2 separate regions of the Homo sapiens genome follow, and region 2 is linked to region 1. A link is an interaction called in ENCODE POLR2A ChIA-PET data of the cell type or tissue named here. Cell type or tissue: PC-9. All regions are shown on one strand. Links, peaks and the distances in the headings refer to the core of each region. The heading gives the core; the rest is flanking DNA.

The links. ChIA-PET counts read pairs that join two places held together with the same protein. Peaks named below come from ENCODE experiments on the same cell type or tissue, not always from the same donor. Only the 100,000 strongest peaks of a DNase experiment are listed, where the experiment ranks them.
Region 2: POLR2A ChIA-PET joins it to region 1 with 6 read pairs; 4 of 35 experiments call an interaction of 5 or more read pairs at or near these places.

What each region holds. Positions count from the first base shown.
Region 1 is chr1:183,553,496-183,556,415 of GRCh38, forward strand. SMG7 (SMG7 nonsense mediated mRNA decay factor) reads left to right here. Exons shown (of 23, transcript NM_001375584.1): 23 at 1-696. It overlaps NCF2 (neutrophil cytosolic factor 2), which reads right to left. Exons shown (of 15, transcript NM_000433.4): 15 at 2,067-2,735. The coding sequence ends at 2,623. Among named protein-coding and RNA genes, the nearest start is that of NCF2, 36 kb to the right of the region's middle. In PC-9, for the core only: no CTCF peak of the experiment used is centred there; no DNase peak of the experiment used is centred there.
Region 2 is chr1:183,607,920-183,610,839 of GRCh38, forward strand. No RefSeq gene overlaps it. Among named protein-coding and RNA genes, the nearest start is that of NCF2, 19 kb to the left of the region's middle. RefSeq lists an enhancer at 1,314-1,463. In PC-9, for the core only: no CTCF peak of the experiment used is centred there; DNase peaks (open chromatin) are centred at 602 and 1,552; H3K27ac peaks cover 2,362 bases.

The sequences.
Region 1 (2,920 bases), core at 214-2,713:
AGCTGTAGAGCAAAGCACATCCAGGAGCCCCAGTTGTCACTGCAGTCTGGGCAACCCCAGCAATGAAAAGGGGTGAGATAACGCTCATTGCTCTTCAGAGAGAGTGGTTGGAGCCCCCCCCGCCCCGTATGCTTACATTATTGCTCTTTTAGTTTGACATGGTGTTTGGGTTTTGTTTTTTTGAAAGGTCTGAAAAGGTGAAGCCCCCTACCCAATGGCAATATGAAACCTTTTGTGCTTCTCTTCAGCCCCTTCCCTGTGTCCACCTTTCTCTCCTCTTCCCAAGCCTTTTTCCTACTACCTTTACCCAGTTTGTGTGTTTGAGCTCTGCATTCAGGCAGCTGCAACATTCCAGTGTTTGAACTGTCACTGATTCTTGCGCCCTAGACAAGCTAACCAGGTTTACCATCTCACTCCCAGTAATACCCAGCTCCTATCTAAAGCCCCATTCTGCATGAGAATTTGGTGTTTGGAATGTTTTCTGACTCTTGGGGCGGGATTCCTCGCCTTATCATCCTCACTGTGGAGTAATGAGGGGGAGGAGAATCTTTATCAGAAACTGGTTTTGTGTAGTAAACTTTCTTTTGTGGTTTTTTGTTTTGTTTTCTGGGTTTTGTTTTTTGTTTTTGTCTGTGCAAGACCTGCAGCTGCTGAAAATCAGCTTTGCCTTTAATTAAACCATGTTCTCTCCAACCAGATCTGTGTATCGATTCTTTCTTTTCTATCCTAAAAGATATAAAAGAAGTATTGAAGAAAATCCAACTTAAAAGGCAAGAATTTCAACTACTCACAGGTCATCCAGGGAAAGGCATAAATGGTCAGAACTTGAATATTTTTCAGGGTTAATTTTGCTTTTAGTAGCATTCCAAACCAATGAATTACGGAAATTATAATTAATTGTAATGGAAAGGCATGAGTAGTAAGAAATCGATTATCAAAATTCTTTTATTTAATAAAAGAATGCCTTATGTTAAGGAATTAAGAGCCCATCATTTTTATTTTTATTCCTATTGTAGCTGTTACTGAGGCAGTTCAGAGAGTTTATCCTTTTGGCCTGTAAAAATTCACTGAATCTGATTAGCAGCAACATTAATTAATTCTTCTTCTTAGCTTTGGGGTTTCTTTTCTTTGAGTTGTGTCCAAAGTTTCCAGTGATTGGTAGCTTGCTGGGTCTTCCAACTGTGTGCTGGAAGCCAGTGGTATAGCTAACCTTAATGCCTGTGTGCTCACCCTGACCGGCTATCCTTTCACCTGCATGTTGATTCAGTCTGCAGTTCACTTCCTTATTCTGCTTTTCACAGGCGCCTGCACACTTGAAAAATTGTTAGCAAAGCTCCACATACGCTACAACAAGAAGTGGGTAGGGAGAGGAACTAAGGCCAGGCCTTAAGGTCTAATAGTTTAGTTAGTTACAGAATCCTTCACCCAAGTTAATCCTGAAAAATTGGACAATTGGGTTAGCCAAATCCATAGCATTCTGTTATGTATATTAGTATAGCATAGTATATGCAGTCATTTACCATATAACAATGTTTTGGTCAACAATGGACTGCATATACAATGATGCTCCCATAAGATTATAATACATTTTTGCTGACCTTCTCTATGTTTGTTTACACTGATGATACTTACTTACCATTGTGGTATAGTTGCCTGCAGAATTCAACATAGTAACATGCTGTACAGGTTTGTAGCCTAGGAGTAGTAGGCTATACCTGGTAACCTAGCTGTGTAGTAGGCTATACCATCTAGTCTTGTGTAAGTGCACTCTAGATGAGTTTGCACAACACGTTTCTCAGATCATGTCTCCATTGTGAAGCAGTGCATAACTGTATTACGAAGTGTCAGCTAACAAGATACTACTTACGAACTAGCTTCATGAACACCGCTGCTTTTCATCACTTAAATGTTGGCGATTGATATATATTCAGTATTGAGTTCTTAACACATGTTCCTCTCTGAGAATGTACAAAGGTATGTAATTCTATTAATTCTCTGTGGAATTGAGTGTTGTAGTCCATGAGAACCTAACTCAGTCTAGGTTCTGTTTAAGCAACAAGACATAATGAAAAAAGAAAACAAACAAGTTTATTTGTATATGCCTTATGAGTAACCTATAAGGTTACTTCAAGCCTTAAGAGCCAATTACAGTAATGGTTCAGAAACAGGAATATTTGTACTTACTCCTTGGGCCTGGACTTGGGTGTCTTGTTTTTGTAAGATGCTAGGTTTTTTTTTATTGTGGTATGACACAGAAAAGTGCACCAAATGTACAGCTTGATGAATGTTTACAGTGTGAACACAGCTGGCTAGCTAGCACTCAGAGCAAGAAACAGGATCAGTACCTGGAAGACTCTCTCGTGCCCTTTCCAGACACTTCCATCCACTTTTCCTCTCCCCTAACTCCTCCATTCACCTGTCCCCATCTCCTCACCCACTGTGCCCCAGGAAATCATCCTGGGTACTCACATCATTGTCTAGTAGGTTAAATTTTAACAGGGAATAAATAGTTAACACTTCCAAACTGTAATGTCTCAGTACAGTATACAGCAGAAGGGTGCTAAATCTTACAAACAAGTAATAGGGCTTCATTTTCTTCAGCTTTGTAGTTTGTGAAACATCCTAGACTTCTCTCCGAGTGCTTTCCAAATCTGTAGTTGCGCAGTCTTCAACAAAAACTTTGGGGAAAATGCCCACCTTCCCTTTGCACTCCCCTTCCAGCCATTCTTCATTCACTGATAAAAGGAAAAGTACACATGGATTTCTAAAACCACTGTAGGAAGATTACCCTGTCTGGCTATTCCACACAGAATTTGTTATCTGTCACCCTTCCCCACCCCTAATTGTGATCAACAGGGAAAAGACAGTATTGCAAAGTGGTTTGAGAGTGAACACAGGGTTTAACCATCTTATTGATCTG
Region 2 (2,920 bases), core at 333-2,832, 55 kb after region 1:
CCCTGAAAAATCTTATATGTAATTCAGGATTATATAGAAGGGCTTGGGTAAAACCTTCAGGGAACAGTGCTAGGCCAAATGAAAATACAGTAGTTGGCTGGGCACGGTGGCTCATGCGTGTAATCTTAGCACTTTGGGAGGCTGAGGCAGGTAGATCACCTGAAGTCAGGAGTTCGAGACCAGCCTGGCCAACATGGTGAAACTCTGTCTCTACTAAAAATACAAAAATTAGCCAGGCTGGTGGTGGGCATCTGTAATCCCAGCTACTTGGGAGGCTGAGGCAGGAGAATTGCTTGAGCCTGGGAGGCAGAGGTTGCAGTGAGCTGAGATCAGGCCACTGCACTCCAGCCTGAGAAACAGAGTGAGACTCTTTCTCAAACAAACAAACAAAAAAAGAAAATACAGTAGTCCCCCCTTATCTGCAGTGGATGCATTCCAAGACCCCCAGTGGATCCCTGAAACCTCAGATAGTACCAAGCCCTATATACACTATGTTTTTTGCTGTATAGTAATGAGTAGGGAGCATATACAGTGTGGATACACTGGACAAAGGGATGATTCACATCCTAGGCAGGGTAGATCCTGATTGTATGAGATTTCATCATGTTACTCAGAATGATGTGCATTTAAAACTATGAATTACTAATTTCTGGAATTTTCCATGGAATATTTTGGGACTGCAGTTGACCAGGGGTAACTGAAACCTCAGGTAAAGGAAACATCAGAAAGTGAAAGCATGGATAAGGAGGGACTCCTATAAGCTCTATGTGGTATGGGCTGGATACCATTTCCAGAAGATGTCACTGCCTTGTGCTTAATTTCCTAGGACTTTGAACACATATATTCAAATGAATTCTGCCTTGTTCCAGAATTAAAGTGTTCCAGAAGATTGGCTGTTCTGATGTGCCACTTCAGTGAACCAAAAGGATGTCTGTTTCTTTTTTCTTTTTTCTTTGGCTATCTTTCAGCCCCTTGGCCTTCAGTAAGATTTTCTGTGCCTTTTATAATGTGTGAAACTAAAGCACCTGTCTAGACCTCAGATGGCTCTTTGGGGTCCAGTTTGCTGCATCTCAAGCCAGCATTTGATTGGTTGTCATTATCGCTGTTGCTTTAGAAGTTATTTCCCAAGCATTTAATCATTCAAGTTGAGGTTTCTGTACTTCTGCTGATTACTCCATGCTTCCGTCCACCCAGCACCCATTTGGGGAGGTAAAATCATAGACTCTTAGGTTCATTTGCTCTTCCTGAACTTGGAGGGAAAACACCTGTTACTTTTGGCCAATTGATCCCCCAATTCAGGTCTCAGAACTAAACCACCCACATCCAGGGTGAAAAAGAGGAGACTTTCTGCTTCTGGGGGAGGCCAAGGATAGGCTAGGGTGTGAGGAGGGCAGAGGAGAAAGGACCCAGGCACGGGTGGTGAGTCCAGGCTTGAGAATTCATAGTGTCTCTTTTGCATGAATCTTATTCATAGTCTCTCTTTTTGCATGCTCCATAGCAGGCCACCAGGCGGCACTTGTGAAATGATAAATGGAGCTCTCTCATCCTCATCCAGTTTCTGGGTGTCTCCTGAGTCACATTCAGAACAGGGAAGTAAAAAGGGCTGTGAAATGAGCCTTAGTGTCATGTGGTTCTTTTTCTCTAATTGGGTCTGGCAGGCCCGGGCACAGGGGCCTGGGAAACATATCTTTTTGGCAAGGGTAGAGGGGAAATCTAGTGCCCTCTATTTTCCCATTCGGTATCTAAGCTGACATTCCGGATGAAAATCTCCAGAGGGCTGGAGCTGAACCATAATTATCCTTTTTTTTTTCTTTTTAAAACTGTACCAGTTAGTATACATGTGATTTCTAGACTTAGAAAACATGTCTTCACGATAAGAGGGATGCAGAACAAAAGCAAAAAACATCCACTTCAGAAAATTGCACTTCTGTGGCAAATATGCATATTCCCACTAATACAAATACTAAAAACAAAAGTCTGTATTTTTTCCAAACTCTCTATTTTTAGTTCTGTTTCTTCTGGCAGAAAATATAATCTCATTCAGTTCCAGGCATTCTTAGGCACTTCACGTTTAAACCTACTCAAGTTTCCCTACTCTGAAATCCCCAAACTTTTCTCAGGGGTCTGTCATATCTCCCTTTGAAGCTAGCTATTTCTGGGAGAGGTGGGCTTCCAGCATCCCTCCTCTGGACTCCAGCATCCCTGTCCAGGGTATAACTTTTGTTTCTCCCCCAGCTGGTCTCTCTCCCTTCTTAATCTTCTGGGGGGTGGAGGGGAGGGCAGGAGCAGGGTGTGGCTGGAAGAGGAAAGGCTGGTGGAGAGTGGAGACTGGTCAGCAAACACTCTTCATCCTGTCTTTCACTGGGACTTGTGGACCATTGCCAACTATTTGTCATTTCTTTTCTCTGGCTCCACCGTGGCTATTCTGTAGGACAAATGGCAGCCTCTTGCTTCTCCACAGGAATGGGGGCAGGTGGAGGAAGTCACAAAATAAAAGGGAGGGTGGGTGGGGGACTCATCCATGAATACTTCACAGTATCACGTCGCAAATTTTGTTTGTGCTGAGATGCTCTCCTGTCTCCTGTTACTCCATCCCTGGAACTGTTCACTATCGACAATGAATGCACCATTGCTGAGCAAAGGGCTCAGGGCCAACACCAGGGGCTTCACTTGGGACAGGCTGGAGCTCAGGGCAGAAGTTCCACAGGTCTTTTGTTCTCTCAGCATCCTGAAGAGAGATGTGTTTGGGGTTGAGCCAGGCAGGATACACTGAGGTCCTTAGTCCAGCAACCTGTGCAAAACTGGCACTGCCTTTGTTGAACCTTGAGATGAGTGCAGCTTCCAGCCCCACCTCTTAATTGTAGCCTGGGGGACACCCTCAGCCAGAGGACCCAGCTTAGCTGTGCTCAAAGTCCCAACC